Linked DNA regions of Homo sapiens: region 2 is linked to region 1. The links are chromatin loops, found by intact Hi-C in ENCODE. Cell type or tissue: B cell. All regions are shown on one strand. Region 1 overlaps KDM2B (lysine demethylase 2B). Region 2 overlaps KDM2B (lysine demethylase 2B).

The links. A loop is a pair of places that touch in the nucleus more often than their neighbours do. Peaks named below come from ENCODE experiments on the same cell type or tissue, not always from the same donor. Only the 100,000 strongest peaks of a DNase experiment are listed, where the experiment ranks them.
Region 2: a loop joins it to region 1, with 13 times the contacts of the local background. A loop is called at or near these places in 4 of 110 quality-filtered maps.

What each region holds. Positions count from the first base shown.
Region 1 is chr12:121,464,171-121,472,170 of GRCh38, reverse strand. The region is part of intron 12 of KDM2B (lysine demethylase 2B); the gene reads left to right. Among named protein-coding and RNA genes, the nearest start is that of MIR7107, 24 kb to the right of the region's middle. RefSeq lists silencers at 4,365-5,174, 5,455-5,504. In B cell, no CTCF peak of the experiment used is centred here; DNase peaks (open chromatin) are centred at 4,520, 5,740 and 5,820; H3K4me3 peaks cover 2,594 bases; H3K27ac peaks cover 4,842 bases.
Region 2 is chr12:121,531,535-121,539,534 of GRCh38, reverse strand. KDM2B (lysine demethylase 2B) reads left to right here. Exons shown (of 23, transcript NM_032590.5): 7 at 4,945-5,038; 8 at 6,576-6,729. Among named protein-coding and RNA genes, the nearest start is that of KDM2B-DT, 45 kb to the left of the region's middle. RefSeq lists silencers at 1,207-1,356, 1,467-2,516 and enhancers at 2,797-2,906, 3,347-3,426, 3,290-4,082, 4,443-4,512, 4,703-4,942 and 1 more. In B cell, no CTCF peak of the experiment used is centred here; DNase peaks (open chromatin) are centred at 1,094, 2,104, 3,054, 4,814 and 2 weaker places; H3K4me3 peaks cover 4,422 bases; H3K27ac peaks cover 7,354 bases.

The DNA of each region.
Region 1 (8,000 bases):
GTGTAGGAAGCAACCCTATGCAGGCCTCCTGCTCTGTTACTTTTTTTTGAGACAGGGTGTTGCTCTGTTGCCCAGGGTGGAGTGCAGTGGCATGATCTTGGCTCACTGAAACCTCTGCCTCCCAGGCTCAAGCGATTCTCCTGCCCCAGCCTCCCGAGTAGCTGGGATTATAGGCACGCGTCACCATGCCCGGCTAATTTTTTGTATTTTTAATAGAGACGGAGTCTCACCATGTTGGCCAGGTTGGTCTCGAACTCCTGACCTCAAGTGATCCACGCCCAAAGCCTGGGATTACAGGCATGGGTCACTTCTGTTCCCTTCTTAGGGGCATGTTTACAAATGATGCCCATTGGTCCAGGAGGGTACCAGCCCGTCATTGGTCTCAACATTAAAAGGATCCATTCTGTTTCTCTGCCCTGAGCCTCTGGAAAATGATGTTCCCAAGCTTTAGCTGTGGCCTTTGTGACATGGGCACAAGGAAAGGGGTTTCACGCTGGAGAGCCCCTCCGCTTAGGTAAACCAGAGTCCACGGGGACAGCTGCTGCCCAGTCTGCCCTCCCCATGCCCATTCCTAGAAGTGGGCATGGAGAGGCTGGTGACTAACTCCAAGTGTCATCGTCTTCCTGTTTTCCCTCCTCCCTTCACCTTTGCACATTGCCTGACACGGCTGAGTCTGGGCAAAACCTCTTAGCAGCCAGGGGTCATTTCTGGGTTCTCACTCTCTGATAGGCAGATCAGAAATGTACACGACACCCAGAGAGAAAGCAGAGACATGAGTGACAATTGTGATGGAGGAGGACTCGGCTTCCATCTGTTTTTGTTTATTTCCACATCACATGGTGAAAGTTCTGGATCCAACTGGCTGGGTGGCATCAGCTTTGGGGACCTCTTTCTAAGAATATAAGTTAAGGCTTGGCCCAGTGGAATTGGGGGAGGATTCAGTTTTTAGGGTCGCTAGAAGATGAGGTCAGACGGAGGGAGGGAGGGCCACCCAAAAGCACAGTGTACATGCTAAATTTTAAGTTGGCAATTCTGTTGGGCAAGGGCTGGCATAATTTGTATTGTATATATAGTCCAGCACACTATTAATACAAAACAGATATTGGATAATTGTGTGCACCAGTTAACTATAGGAAATTTGCTTTAGGGAAATAGAGAAGAAGCATTTTGCAAGTGTCAAAAGAGGAATTTGTAAGAGGTGTCAGGACAGTGGCCTTCCTAGTGTTTGGAGGGAACCCACTACGTTATCATGTCCTAACCATGGCCTCCCGGTTCCACAGTTGGCCCTTGCCAGATCAGACAGCAACCTGGCTATCCAAACCATACCTACCCACCTTGGAATTGGATTTGAACTGAGAATACAGAATTAATAGCATGTAGTAAGGGACACTTAATTTTCTTCTGCTTCAGCCTGAGTTTGTCACCAGCCTCATTTGGCATCCTCCTCGTCTCTGGCATGAAGCATTGGAGCGGTGCAGTTGAGAGCCCAGGCTCCAGTTGCCTACAGAGTCAGATCCAGGTCCTTTCCCTTCCTCGCGGCAATGCGCCTCAGTCTCCTCATCTGTCAAGTACCCACCTTATGGGGCTGTTTAAAGGAATAAGTGAGATCATGTCTACAGCAGACTTACCACTGGTCTGGCCCTTTGAACATGCTTAAAGCTGCTGTTATTGCCTGGGCCCTTGGAGGGAGGTCTTTCTCTGGATGGTATTATATAAGAGACTCTGGTCTTGAAAGCCACTCCCTAATTTTCTTTGGGCCTTCATTTCCTCACCTGTGAAGTGAAGGGGTCAGGAGAGACCCCCTTCTATCTCTGAAATGATATAAAGGGAGGAAGGGAGTTTGTGTTAGCGGCAACTTTTTTGTTTGTCCGCACTTTTCCTTTCCGCTCTTTGAGCCATGATAGTTGAGAATTGTGTTTTTTTACTTCCTTAAATTCAGAAGTGAGCTTTTGAGAGTCCTCAAAGGAAATCAACCTCAAGATAATTCTTTTGCTCCTGATTGGTAATGGGAAAAACCTTTGAGAAGAATTCCTGCTTACAGACATCTCTCTCTCTCTCCTTTTTTTTTTTTTTTGAGACAGAATATCACTCTGTTGCCCAGGCTGGAGGGCAGTGGCACGATCTCCGCCCACTGCAACCTCTGCCTGCTGGGTTCAAGTGATTCTTGTGCCTCAGCCTCCTGAGCAGCTGGGATCACAGGTGTGTGCTACCATGACCTGTTAATTTTTGTATTTTTAGTAGAGACGGGGCTTCACTCTGTTGGCCAGGCTAGTCTTGAACTCCTAACCTCAAGCAATCCACCCTCCTCAGTCTCCCAAAGTGCTGGGATTACAGGTGTGAGCCACCGTGCCTGGCCTAGACATTTCTCTTGATGTATTATGTTATTTGGGTGACTCTATACCCCTGTAGGCTTGACCAATCACAATGAAGTGGAAGCATGATTGGCATGTTATGAGCCCCTCCTCTTTCTTTAGAGGCTCCTACTGAGTAGAGTGGCCAGCAAGAGGTCAGATACAAACTTCAGACAACAAGGTAGCCTTTTTTTTTTTTTTTGAGATGGAGTCTCGCTCTGTCGCCCAGGCTGGAGTGCAGTGGCACAATCTTGGCCCACTGCAACCTCTGCCTCCCAGGTTTAAGTGATTCTCCTGCCTCAGCACCCCCACGTAGCTGGGATTACAGGTGCGCACCACCACACCGAGCTAATTTTTGTATTTTTAGTAGACACTGGGTTTCACCATGTTGGCCAGGCTGGTCTTGAATTCTTGACCTCAGGTGATTCACCCTCCTCAGCCTCCCAAAAGTGCTGGGATTACAGGCGTGAGCCACCGCGCCCAGCCATCAAGGTAGCTTTTAAAAAGCTGAGACCTTTGGGAATGGAGTGATGTGGGGTGGGGTGGGGGGGTTAGGGTGTATTCTTTTGCTTGTTGTTTCTGTTGCAACTTTGAGAAGATTCTGAAAAATAAGAGGGGAGTGATGGCCGGGCATGGTGGCTCATGCCTGTAATCCCAGCACTTTGGGAGGCTGAGGTGGGTGGATCACTTGAGGCTAGGAGCTCCAGACCAGCCTGGCCAACATGGTGAGACCCCCCTCTTTACTAAAAATACAAAAATTAGCTGGGCGTGGTAGCGCCCACCTGTAATCCCAGCTACTCTGGAGGCTGAGGCACACGAATCGATTGAACCCAGGAGGTGGAGGTTGCAGTGAGCCGAGATCCACTGCACTCCAGCCTGGGCGACAGAGTGAGAGTCTGTCTCAAAAAAAGGAGAGTAAGGAAGGAAACTCAGAACAGATACGTTTCGGCAAAGAGCAAGTCGACTGGGATTTTTTCTATAGTGGGTGTGTAAATTTCAGACTTTAAAATCCACTCAGTAAAACTGACATCCCTGCTTATTCACTTTTGCCGACTCTGCTAGAAGCCTCCTGAGTTTTGTTTACAAGGTCTCCGGCACACAGCCTGCCTTCTTTGAAAGGCCAGGCCAGGACCAGCCTGCCCATCCCTTCTGTTCTCACTGGATTTCGTGGCCAGTGGCCTGGACGTGACTAACAGATGGCCATTGCAGAGCTGATCACCTGATTTCATGGCTTATTCTTGGGAAAGCCTCTGATCTTTTTACAGAAGGTTATCCATCCCTTGGTAAATCCTTCCCCTTGTATAGATGGAGAAACTGAACAGGTACAGGTGTGCATATTTAGTGTTACCTTGGACAGGTGGATGATATGTATGCCAAGTCCTCCTTAGCTTGTGTTTAGCTTTGGTTTTGATGCTTATAACAGCTTTGGTCGTTCTAGCTCATGGTCATGAGCTCTTTCAGAGAGGCTGCTGGCTTAAGTGCCCGATAGACTTTTTTTTTGAATGAATGAAGATCTATCTGGATTTCTAGCAACACTTTTCTTCAGGAGTGGGCTGCAGCTGGAGTGAGCACTAGGAACCTTTGCAGCTTAAGAATTCAGAAACCCACACCTCCCCAGCCAGCCTAAGGGGCAGCCAGTCTCCTAGGAGAGCTGGGTTCTGGCCTGCGACGTCCTCCACCTTTCGGAGGTCAACTCAGAAGGCGGTACCTGTCCAAGGGAGGGGGCGCCCACCTCAGGGTAGAGTCAGGGCGTTCTGACAGCCCCCGTCAGGCGACTCGAGTGGAACTCCCGCCTGCACTACTTGACCCTGCAAAGGCGAACCCGAGTGCCGGAGGTGCAGCGCCAGGAGGCCGGCCCAGCCCAACCGCCCGCGTCGGGGGAGACTGGGCTCTCAGAGCTTATCCAGGCCAGCGGTCCTGCAGGCTCTGGGTCGGGGGTTCCCGGGTTCGTGCGCTTCAGGTCCTGGTCCTGCAGCGAGTGCAAACCCGGCAGCCCGTGTGCCTGCTGCAAGGGACCTGGGGACCCGCTCCTGGCGTCGGGTGCAGAGTCGTCCCCCACGGCCCGGGCGCCCCCGGGCTTCCGCGAGACGCCCCACGGGACCACACAAAGGACCCCACCCCAGGCCGGGCGCGCATTTCCTGTTGCAGCGGTGGCGGCGTGCAGCCACCCATGTGCATCCCGCGGCGCGCGGGCCAGGCCGGGCCGGGCGGGGCGCGGGGCACGCCCCCACGCAGCCCCAGTCCCCGCGCTCCGGCCGCGAGGGACCGCCCTCGGCGGCCCGCCCCCGTGTCACCGCAGGCCGGGCTCCCTTTGTGTGCGGCCCCAGCGCCGCGGCCGCGCCATTGGCCCGCCCGCCCGGGGGGCCAGCCCCTTCCTGGCTCGCCTCATGCATATGCATGGCGCCCCGGCCCTCCCCCGCCGGCCCCTCCCCGCCCCCTCCAGCGCGGGCGTGCGAGGCGCGCGGCGCGGCTCCCTCCTCGCGGCAGCGGGAGCCCGAGCCCGAGCCCGAGCCCGAGCCAGGGCGAGCCGAGCCTGCTCCGGGCGGGCGGCGGCGGCGGCGCCGCTCCAGCCATGTCAGCGCGCGCGAGCCTGGGCCCACCATGAGCCATGGCCATGTCCGTGAGCGCCGAGGACGACGACTATGAATCGGAGCCGGACCAGGTCGGCGGCCCGGGGTGGGGCTGAGGGAGGGACCCGCCGCACGACCTCCCGACCGCCTGTCTGACGCGCCGAGGGCGGCCGCGACGCCGCCGCCGCCGCGATGAGGAGAAAGTTTTGCTGCCGCTGCCGGCGGGGCGGCCGGGGCCGGGCCCGAGCGGGGCGTAGAGGAGCGCGGCAGGCCCGCAGCCGGCCCGGGCAGGGGGCGTGTGCGGCCGAGCGAGCGCACTGGGGGCCATCGGGCACCGCGGGGACAATGTGGGCCGCCGGGCCTCGCCGTCGGGCGGGCCTGCCGGGCGCCGGCCACGGCCCGGGGCAAGTTGCCGGCGGCCGCGGGGCGCGCCGCGCCCTCCCCCGGCGCCCTCGCCCGCGGCCCACGCGCGTGCCGGCTGCCCCGGGAGCACCCGGACCCCGCGGGCGCCGGCACCTCCTGCCTCTGCGTTCGCAAAGTTGTGCCAGGACCCTCGGCTTCGGGGCTGGAGCGCTCCCGGGGCCCGTGGGCCCGACGGCCCGAGCTTTTGTCTGGGCGCCGCGCGCCCGCCGCCCGCCGTGGGCAGACGGAGACAGGAAGGGGTGCGAGCCGCGGGCCGGCGCGGGCCACCCGGAACCCGGGCGAATCCGCACGGCGGCAGCGGCGGCGGCGGCGGAGGAAGCCGCGACCCCAGATGGCAGGAGTTGGCCTCGGTGGATTCAGAAGGAAAAGCAACCTCTCTCGGGACCAGGGGGAGAAATCTGTGTGTAAAACAAAGCCCTGGGTGTGTTTACGGCGTGAATTTACTCCGGGAAGGTTCGTGTTTAGGAAGAAGGCGAAAAAAGTTGAGGTTTTACGAAGTATAATCTGCAAAATAATACTTGGAACAGGACGCAGGCCAGGTAGACCTGTCCGAGGAATTAAGAATGGGATGGATTGAGTTAGCATGTGGCATTGGACGGACTTGGGTGCATAAAACGCTTATTTATAATCCTGGTGGGATAAAGGTGTTGTGGAATGACCCAGCCAAAATGTGGTAACTTTTTTTTTTTTTCATCATTAGGTGCAATTGAGGAAGTGCTCTATAGGCTGCGCTTAAATCGTATTATACGTAGTATTAAGTGGTTTTACCTAACAGGCAGTTGATTTTTATTTTCTCAGCTTTGTTGGAGAATTTTCAGGCACGTGTGCGTTTTGAGGTGTTAGGAATCTCACGGCTCTTTCGGATTGGATTAACCCAGGGACGATTCAAGTGCTTTTGGCTTGAACTTTTATTAAGTCAGTAGCCCTACGTGTGAATGGCTCTCAAAGTCTTGTTCCATAGATCACACTTCAATTCCTGCTTTGAACATTTTCATTTCAGTTTGGAGTCTACTTAATCCTGCGACAGTTTGCCATTTCTGGGGCATTTGGTCATTCATTCGTAGGATGTCAGTATTCTGTGTCAGCTGGGCTTTGATGTCTCCACTGAGCTTTGGTGTTTCAGGATTGGGGTTCCTGTTAGCTGATTTTTGTTTGTTTTTTAAATTTGGTCATACCCTATGGCCTGTAGATACAATCTTTGACACTGCAAGACTTATTGTGTCTCTGGGCTTAAAAACATGTTTTCGGGTCCTGCCACTCCTGAGAGAAACTTCTGTTAAGAGAGGACCTGTAGGCCGTGCGCGGTGGCTCACACCTGTAATCCCAGCACTTTGGGAGGCCAACGCGGGTGGATCACTTGAGCTCAGGAGTTCGAGACCAGCCTGGCCAACATGGTGAAACCCTGTCTCTACTAAAAATACAAAAGTGAGCCCGGCGTGGTGGCCGGTGCCTTTAATCCCAGCTAATCAGGAGGCTGAGGCAGGAGAATCGCTTGAACCCAGGAGGCGGAGGTTGCGGTTGCAATGAGCCGAGATCGTGCCACTGCACTCCAGCCTGAGCGACGAGAGTGAGACTCTGTCTCAAAAAAACAAAAACAAAAACAAAAACAAACAAACCTGTATTCACTGTAGCCAAATTTTTTCTTCCTCCTTCTCACATTGGTCAAGCCGATTGTGGCACTTGTGGAGTCCTTAGCAACGACTTGAGGTTGTATTGTTAACTTTAAGATGATTTTTTTTTCCCACTCAGTGCACTGAGGGAGACGACATCTAAGCCAGGGCAGTGGGGGGCAGGCTTGTCTCGTAGTCCCAACAGAGAAGGTGTTTGTCAGCTAAGGTACCCCGTAGTTGGGGGACACTCTCCTTGCCTCCCTGCATGCTTTCCTCAACAGTTTTCTCAGCCTGAGCCTGAGAAGAGTGGCTTCCTCTGAGGACCTCGAAAGCATTTGCATCTTCCAAAGCACAGCGAGGGTCTCTGGAGTCTCCAGCTTGCAGGCTCCAGACCCAGCTCTTCTCGAAGTTTCTCTGTACCTCTGTCCCACCCTGCTGAATGGGTTTGGCACCAAAGGAGAAGATCCTTCATGAGGAGAGGTTGCCAAGTCCTGGAGTGTGGATGAACAAGTAGACTTGCCCACCTGCTGGATGAAAGGACCCGTCGGAGGGAGGCCCTGGTGGGAGGCTGCTGCTGCCCCGTCCATCTCTGTAGTTGGTGTAGCCCTCACGCCCACCCCATCAGAGTTTTGGCTGCTCCACCTTCCGAGCCTGTGTACTTCTCATCCCCACCTGAGACCTGTCGTGCTGCGCTGGCCTGTCTGCCCCATGCCTTCCCTCAGCAGCCTGGGTTTCCCCAAGTGTCACAGCCTGTGGGACAGGAGACAGGGGATGGGCCCGCGGTGAGCGAGCCATGTTGGCGGGAGACCCCTTGTGTGCTCTTTGCCGGTGTGCACCCTTGGCGGGAACTTCTCCCACAGACTTCATTTGCTTCTCTAGTACAAAATGTGTCAGAAAATTCTTCAGCTTGCTTTCCAAGTTGAAGAGGTGTCTCCTAAAGGAGGGCTTTTAGAAGAATTCTTGTTCCATCTTGTTTTTTGTTTTGAGTCAGGGTCCTGCTCTGTCACGCAGGCTGGAGTACAGTGATATGATTATAACTCATTGCA
Region 2 (8,000 bases), 67 kb before region 1:
AGTAATTATAGGGTTGCTGCAGGGTGCTACGGTTACACAGATGAATCGGATATAGTCCCTGCCTTCAAGGAGCTGAGGCATTTGTGACTAAAAATACAATTCTCTTATGTGGATAGCCTGGTCCGGCCATCAGGACTGTCTCCTCTCCTAGCTCATTTAATGCCACATCCTTTTCTTTCTTTTTTTTTTTTTTTTTTTTTTTTTTTTTGGGAGAGGGTCTCCTATGTCACCCGGGCTGGAGTGCAGTGGCGCAGTCGTGATTCACCCTTGACCTCGTGAGGTGAAGCAGTCCTCCCACCCCAGCCTCCCTGGTAGCTGGGACTACAGGCGCGCACCATTATGTTGGTTGTCTTAGGGGTGAAACGAGATCACGCATGTAAACAGCTATTATTATTATTAGCACTGGTAATTAGAACCTGTTAATTAATATTGCTCAGTAGTCCTGGTGGCTGGGGTTTGGAGAAAGAATGGAGAGGCTGGAATCTGCCCCTGCAGTGGCTATGGGACCATTTCCAGCCCCCTTGTGGTTTGGGAGAAGGGTGTGGGACAGGGTGGGAGGAGGGCGGGGACTCTGGTGACCTTGAGTGTGGGACTTCTGATTTGAGCGGGATCACCACCTGCAGCTGGAGGTTAGTGGTGAGGTTTGGCTGTAACCTCTGGACTCCTCCTGGAGTTGAGGTGTGTCAGGTAGACCAATGGGGGCAAAGCTGAGGGACTGGGAGACAGGCTGCCTGGGTGAGCACTGCCTCTGATAGGCTGGTGACCCGAACTGGAGGCTGGACCCGAACTCGAGGCTTGAGTCACAAGCCTCCCTGTGCTTATCTGAAAACAGGAAGAATCCTGGGAATGACTTTTTAGGGTTGTTGTGAAGTTTGGATTAAGTAATCCAGGTACCACAGTTTGGATGATGCGGTGAATATGTATTTATCTCAAAGGAGTCTCTCAACCATGCTATGATGTAGGGTACACAGTCACTAAGCCACCAGGCAGGGGAAGGGGTGGTAAAAGAACATCTTAGAATGCAGAATTGAACTTCAGTGCCGAGCAGTGAGGATGCTGTTCAGAGAGGGGAAGTGAGTTGTTTAAGGTCACACAGCGCGTGGGCCTTGGGGTCAGAGCGGCTTCCCCCTTCTCAGCGCTACCATACTCCGGATCCCACTCTCCCCGCGGCCCCTAGCTCGGGTCCTTTCTATGGCTGTATCTGGAGGGGCACATCTTAGGAAGGTGGCTTTGCTGGCCGTCACCTGCTATGGAACACGGGGCTCAGGGGGGTGGGGAGAGCCAGCCCTGCACCCCCACCGGCCGGGCGAGGGGCGTCTCCTGGCGCCGGCCCGCGTTGCTTCCCGGTCGCCCCGCGGCCTCCCTCCGCCTCCCTGGCGGCCCCGCGCCGCGGGTGTTCAGTTTCAGCGCGGGCATGAGCGCAGGCAGCGCCCGGCTCCCCGCGGAAGGAAGGCAGCGAGCGGGGGCCCCGCGTCCTCGGCCGGGGCCTGGCAGCGCCGTGGAGGGGGCTCGGCTCGCGTTGCCGCCGGGAGTGGGGCCGGGCGCGCGTCGAGCCTCCGCAGCCGAAGGGGACGCCCGGGAGCCGAAGGGGACGCACGGGAGCCGCCGCCGCCGCCGCCGAGGGTAACCGCGGGCCGCGCTGCCCGGGCGCCCCCTCCTTTGTGGCGCTGCGCGGGGCGGGTGTGGGTGGCCTCCCGCCCGCGGGCTACAGGGCCGGCGTCGCGGAGCCGCTCTTTGTGTCTCCCGGGGTCGGGTGCGAGTGTGCGGCGCGCTCTTGGCACCTCCCGCGCCCCTCGGGTGTCAGCGTTCCGGCGCCCCTCCCGGCCCTTTCCCCACGGGGACGCCTCCCGAGCCACCGGGGGAGTTACGCCAAGTTGGAGGGAAAAAGGTGGGGCGGGGCCGCCCCGCCTCCGCAGCCCCCAGGCAGCGCCCCAAAGTTGGTGCTGCAGGTGCAGCAACCCTCCTGCCGCCCTCCTCCCCGGCTGGCCCGGCCGTGGCAGGCGGGAACCCCCAAGGGCTCGGTTCGGGGGCTCCCGATGATCTGCCGCCAACTTGGAGGGTGCCTTGCTGCACAGAAGCCACCTGAGCTGGGGGCGGCCGGGGGCGGCCGAGGCCCAGGCGGAAGCCGGGCTAGCCGGCTGGCCGTGGGGAGAGCTTAGCGGCCGTGGCACCGAGCCGGGGTGCCCATGTGACTGCGGTGTGCTTGGGAAGAGGAAGCTGCAGAGGTCAGTGCAAAGGCGTCACGCCAGAGCGAGCGAGCAAACCAGCCAGGGGGGAGCCCCGGAGCCAGCGCGGGGCGGGAGCGGGGGTGGCCTGTCGCTGCAGGGGCCGGACAAAGCCGCGCTGTCCCAGCCACCCTGGCTCCCCTAATGCCTGCGATCGCGGGGTGGGAGGGGCGGCCAGGCTTGGCGGCCAGGAAATGAGGGACACCGGGAGGAGGGGCCTCTCCGGGAGAGGCAGGTCTGGAAGAGGCGGCCCCAGCCCCCCGAGGGGCCTCTGGATGCTGGAGGGTGACCCAGAGGGCAGATCAGACACAGACTCAACTTGGAGAACTTTCCCTGCACACTGCAGCCAGCTTGCAGCGATTCTTTTCTGCACGTGCTGGGGAGGTCGGGGTTGCGGGGAGCTGGAGGATGGCAGGATGGGGGTGACCTGGTTAGCCAGGCAGCCCTGGGGCCCGCAGCCCAAGAGGCGAGCTCCTGTCCTCTCCTCTCTGCTGTGGGTACCCGCGGGCTTCCAGCTGTCGACAAGAGAAGCACGTTCTCTGGGCTCCGCCCCGCACATACTTAGATTGTTTTCCCTAGACTGTGTTCAGCTGAGGCCTGGAGGGGGTGGAAACCAAGGTTAGATTAAAAAAAGAAAAAAAAAAAAAAACCAAGACGAAGAGATGGTTTTAGGGAAATGAAGACTAATATTTTGAAGTGGTGCTTAGAGAGAAGAGGCCAGTGTGGTCCGTGGGGGTGGGGTGGGTGAGGGCTTCAGGACCCCCCCTTTCCTTAGAGAGAAGAGGATCACCCAGGCCTTCAGGCGGGGACCCCGCTGGGCCCAGCCGGCCTACAGGTGAGGACGGTGTGGAGCCCAGAGTCGGGACTTTGACCACCCCATTGCCAGCTCCGCAGCCCGCGCCTGTCTTCGTGACAGCCTGCGTCCTGTGCTGTCAACTACACCCCTCCGATGGGGTTGCTAGGCAGCGGGGCTCTGATGTACTGGAAGGCCTTCTGATTTGTCAGCCTCCTGCAGACACATGGTTAAGGCTCCTTCCAGCCTATGGGGAGGAGGGACGCGGGCACGCCGCCTGCATACTGCTGAGCCCCCGGTCCACCTGAAAGCGAGGTGCAAAAGGCAGCCAGAGGGAGGGGGCACCAGGAGCCCTCCGCCTTCTAACCAGCTCAGCCCCACTCCCCGCATTATCTCCACTCGTGCCGGCGCGCTGCTGGCTCCTCCCTGTCCGTCCCCGCCCCATTCCTTCCCTCTTCCCCAAACCATGGAAAGGCAAAGTGCAGCGGGGAAAAGAGGTCAGTGGGGTAAGCATGTGTTGCGGGCTCCGGAGGTGCCAAGGTGCATGGGCGTGAGCGGTGGGGAGGCTGCCCATCCGTGCCACCTGGGGCTCTAGTGGGAAGGGGCAAGTGGCAGGGAGGGGTCCCTGGCACCGTCATGTGCCAGGCCTGGACTTGGAAGCCTTCTCTGTGCCCCCTCCTCCTTCAGCTCTGCCCCACTCCTAAGAGGGCAGCAGTTGAGGGAGGAGGGGAGCCCTGGGTGTTTCTGCAAGGAAGGGTGGGCTCTCCAGCCCTCCATAGCACTGAGAAGGGGATGGCTGCTGGCCAGTTCCTGCTTCCCCTGGATTCACTCCCCGGCCCCAGCCTCCAAGGTCCAAGTTCTTCCTCCTCCTTCTCTTCCTCTGTGCATGGCCACCACCCCCAATTTAATTTCTCTTAAATTCTTTACTTGTTTATAACAGCCTTACTGAGACATAATTCACAGACCGTTCACCCATGTAAAAGTGTACAATTCAACGGGTTTTAGTATGTTCACAGAGTTTTGCAACCACAGTTAATTTTAGAACATTTTCATCACCCCAGAATGAAACCCTGTACCCATTAGCAGTCATTCCCCATTGTCCTGCCCCCCAGCCCCTGACACCCACTAATCTGCTTTCTGTCTCTATAGATTTGTCTACTCTGCACATTTTGTATACGTGGGACCAGACACCGCTTGGTCTTTTGGGGCTGGAACCCCCCCTTACTTTTCTAGCTGCATTGCTTACTTGGCAATCAATTGCAGTTTTGTTTTTTTGTTTTTTGTGTGTGTGGGTTTTTTTTTTTTTGGTCATTTAACTTTTCCTGTGCATTGCTTCTTTAGGAGTGTCGCACAGTTAGGGGCAGGGGTCTTCTGCATTCTTATGCATTTCTCTCAAGGCCAAAGCTGGCTCGGGGCTGGACCTCTGGTTGAATGAATGAGGAGATGAATGGGGACTGGTAATTGGCAAGCTGTGCAGGTGGTTTACAACTGAATTCCAGGGGGCCCAGCTGCTACAAAGGGGGCTGGCAGCTTGGGAGAACTGCAGGTATCCAAGCTGTGAAGGAGCAGAGAGGAAGCCTCTAACTGGGGGAGGGCAGAGGTGGGGCAAAGGTAGAAACCCACCCCGTTAGGAACCTGTAAAGTGGTCTGTGGGTTGCCACTTCTCGCAAGAACCTGAAAACAAGTGTATCACTCCCAGCCTCTGGGGTAGGTAGGCGACCAGTGCTTGAGATTTGTCACCTGATCACAGGGGCTTCCCCCGTGGGGAACTCCGATTACATTTGGATTTTTAAAGAAGAAAAAAAGAAAATTCCCCAGCGTCAGCGTTTATAAAAGGGCACCAGTTCAGGACCTCTGAAGTCCTTTGCTTACGTCTTGTGATTTAGATCTTGACTTGTGTTCTGTCTCCCTGCCTCTGTGTTGCAGGTACTGTCTGATGAGCGTGAAAGGTTGTTTCACCGACTTCCACATCGACTTTGGAGGCACTTCCGTTTGGTACCATGTTTTCCGGGGTGGGAAGGTGAGTTTCAGTTGCCTTTAACTTTCTATGCATCTCTAGCTGTTTGTGTGGGGAGGGGCTCACTTACCTTTCCCTCTCCTCCCACCTCCCTCCTCCAACCAGCCCTGCCCCAGGAGTACTTTAAGGATTACTCTTTTTTTTTTTTTTTGAGATGGAGTCTCGCTCTGTCGCCCAGGCTGGAGTGCAGTGGTGCAATCTCGGCTCACTGCAAGCTCTGCCTCCTGGGTTCATGCCATTCTCCTGCCTCAGCCTCCTGAGTAGCTGGGACTACAAGTGCCTGCTACCACGCCCTGCTAATTTTTTGTATTTTTAGTAGAGACGGGGTTTCACCGTGTTAGCCAGGATGGTCTCGATCTCCTGACCTCGTGATCCGCCCGCCTTGGCCTCCCAAAGTGCTGGGATTAGAGGCGTGAGCCACTGTGCCCGGCTTTTTTTTTAAAAAATTATTATTTTTTAAGAGATAGGGTCTTGCTCTGTCACCCAGGGTGGAGTGCAGTGGCGAAATCACAGCTCGCTGTAGCCTCCACCTCCTGGGCTCAAGCGATCTTCCCACCTCAGCTCTCGAGTAGCTGGGACTTGTTCTCAAAGTCCTGGGCTCACGTGATCCTCTCGTCTTGGTCTTCCAAAGTGCTGGGATTGTAGGCGTGGGCCATGGCTCCTGGCCCAGGGTCGCTTCTTTCCCTAGAACCACCTCCTCCTTCTGGAGGGCAAGGTCAAGTTCAGCCCTTTTACATCGCATCTAGTCACCCATGCAGGCCTGCTCCACTCACCCAGTCTGGTGTTCAAAGCTCCTTGGGCCAGATTTGAAGCTTGGGTTTGGCTCGAGAACGTCCAGCATTCATCTTCTCTGGCTGTCATCTCAGCTCCTGCCCTGGGACCTTTTTACTTTAAAGTCTAGTTGCCAGCACCACCTGCCTCTAGGAACATTTTGCACTGGGGACAGAATGCTAAGGGTGCTCCCTGTGTCTGCTTTTGTTGCGTGTCCACGTGGGGATGTGGGTGTCCCTGATGGAGGTGGGTGCTTCTTGAAAATAAGCCTGTGCCACCCTGCTTGGCTGGGTCTGCATGTGCGTTTGTTTTAACTGAACGTGTTGGAAGAAATTCTGGGAGGAAGTCAACCCACTTGATTCCAGATGTTTTTCCTCCTCCTCCAAAGTATGCACAAGCTGGGTTTATTTACTGGGCTATTTTATCTTACAACTTAGGAAATTCCCTTCCTCTCCTTCCCCCACCTCCTAGACAAGCCTGTGGTTCGGGAGAAAGCATGTCCCACCCAGTCCAGGAAGTACTCCCATCCTGGGATTTCAGCAGGAATGGAGGTTCCCTGAAGGTGGGCACAGCCCTTCCTGCCTCCCCAGAGGCTCTAGGGACCTGGCCTTGCAGAGAGTCCAGAGGGATGGATCTGCCATCTCTCCACACCCCCCACCCCACACACAGCTTGTCTCGCCCCCTCCCCTTCCGCCAGGCAGGTGGGGCCCTCTCTCTGGGTCTTGTCTGGGCCTGGGTCTCCAGCTGACTGCCTGTGTTTTCTCCCAAGATTTTTTGGCTGATTCCTCCAACGCTGCACAATTTGGCGCTGTACGAGGAGTGGGTGCTGTCAGGCAAACAGAGTGACATCTTTCTGGGAGACCGTGTGGAACGATGCCAAAGAATTGAGCTGAAGCAGGGCTACACATTTTTCATCCCTTCCGGTAGGTTTCCAGGGGCACTCTCTGGGCTCCTCGAGTCTCCTGCGGCCTGAGCCAGGGTTTTAGGCCCCCTGAGGGTTGCTCTGGGCCTGGTGGGTTTGACAGGCCATTGGCAGTCCCCGAGGGGAGCCAGCCGTGGGCTGGAGGGAAAAGCCGTGCAGTTTTCCCCTCACATCCCACCTGTATCTACCACCTACGGGCTGGAATTCTCTCTCCCTTGGAGAAGGCCTTGGGCCCTCTCAGGGGAGACTCGAATCCCTGTGCAGGACTTCCTGTGGAGATTGTGTGTTGGGTAATGGGGGTGGGTTTGCCCTGAGGCAGGGTCTGGGGAAGGGCTGTGCATGGCCTCAGGTGGAATTCTGGATCGACCACTTAGAGGCTGTGACTTCACTTCTTCGTGCCTCTATTCCCATCTGTAAAATAGGATTAAGATTTCCCCAGGGTGGTCATGAGGGCTGAGTGAGTTCAGATCTCCTTGCCTCCAGTTCACTGGAGATGGACTAAGGGCTTTTGGCTGGTTCCTGGCTCAGTCACTAGTAGATGTGGCTGATGACCTAGGGGTCAGGGAATTATCTCTTAGGTTGCATTAATGGAAGCATTCTACCTAGGATGAGAGAGGTGATAGTCCTGCTGTGTAGAGGGAGGGGGTCAGGCCACACATAGGAGTTGTGCTTTTTTTCTTTTTTTTTTGAGACAGTCTTGCTCTGTCACCCAGGCTAGGGTGCAGTGGCGTGATCTTGGCTCACTGCAACCTTCACCTCCCAGGTTCAAGCAGTTCTCATGTCAGCCTCCCAAGTCTCAGCCTCCCAAGTCTCAGCCTCCCAAGTAGCTGGGATTACAGACGTGCGCCAACATGCCCAGCTAATTTTTGTATTTTTAGTAGAGGTGGGGTTTTGCCATGTTGTCCCGGCTGGTCTCCAACTCCTGGCCTCAAGGGATTCTCCCTCCTTGGCCTCCCAAAGTGCTAGGATTACACATGTGAGCCACCGCACCTAGCCTGTAGGAAGGAGGTTTTGTTCCTCTTGGTCATTGTACTTTGGAGGTTAAATCAACCTGAAGTGGGGTGTGGGTGTGTCTGGAAACCACATCAGGTGAGATGTGTTTGAAGGAGGAATTGGGTTGCTTTACATGAGGAAGTGAAGGCATATGGTAACTGCAGTCAGCCAGGTGAAGGATTGTCTCCTGAAAGGAGTATAGCCGAGTGGTGTTGAAATAACTTGCTCTGTTAGGTAGTGAGCTCCCTGTCACTGGAGGCATACAAGTAGAAAGTAGAT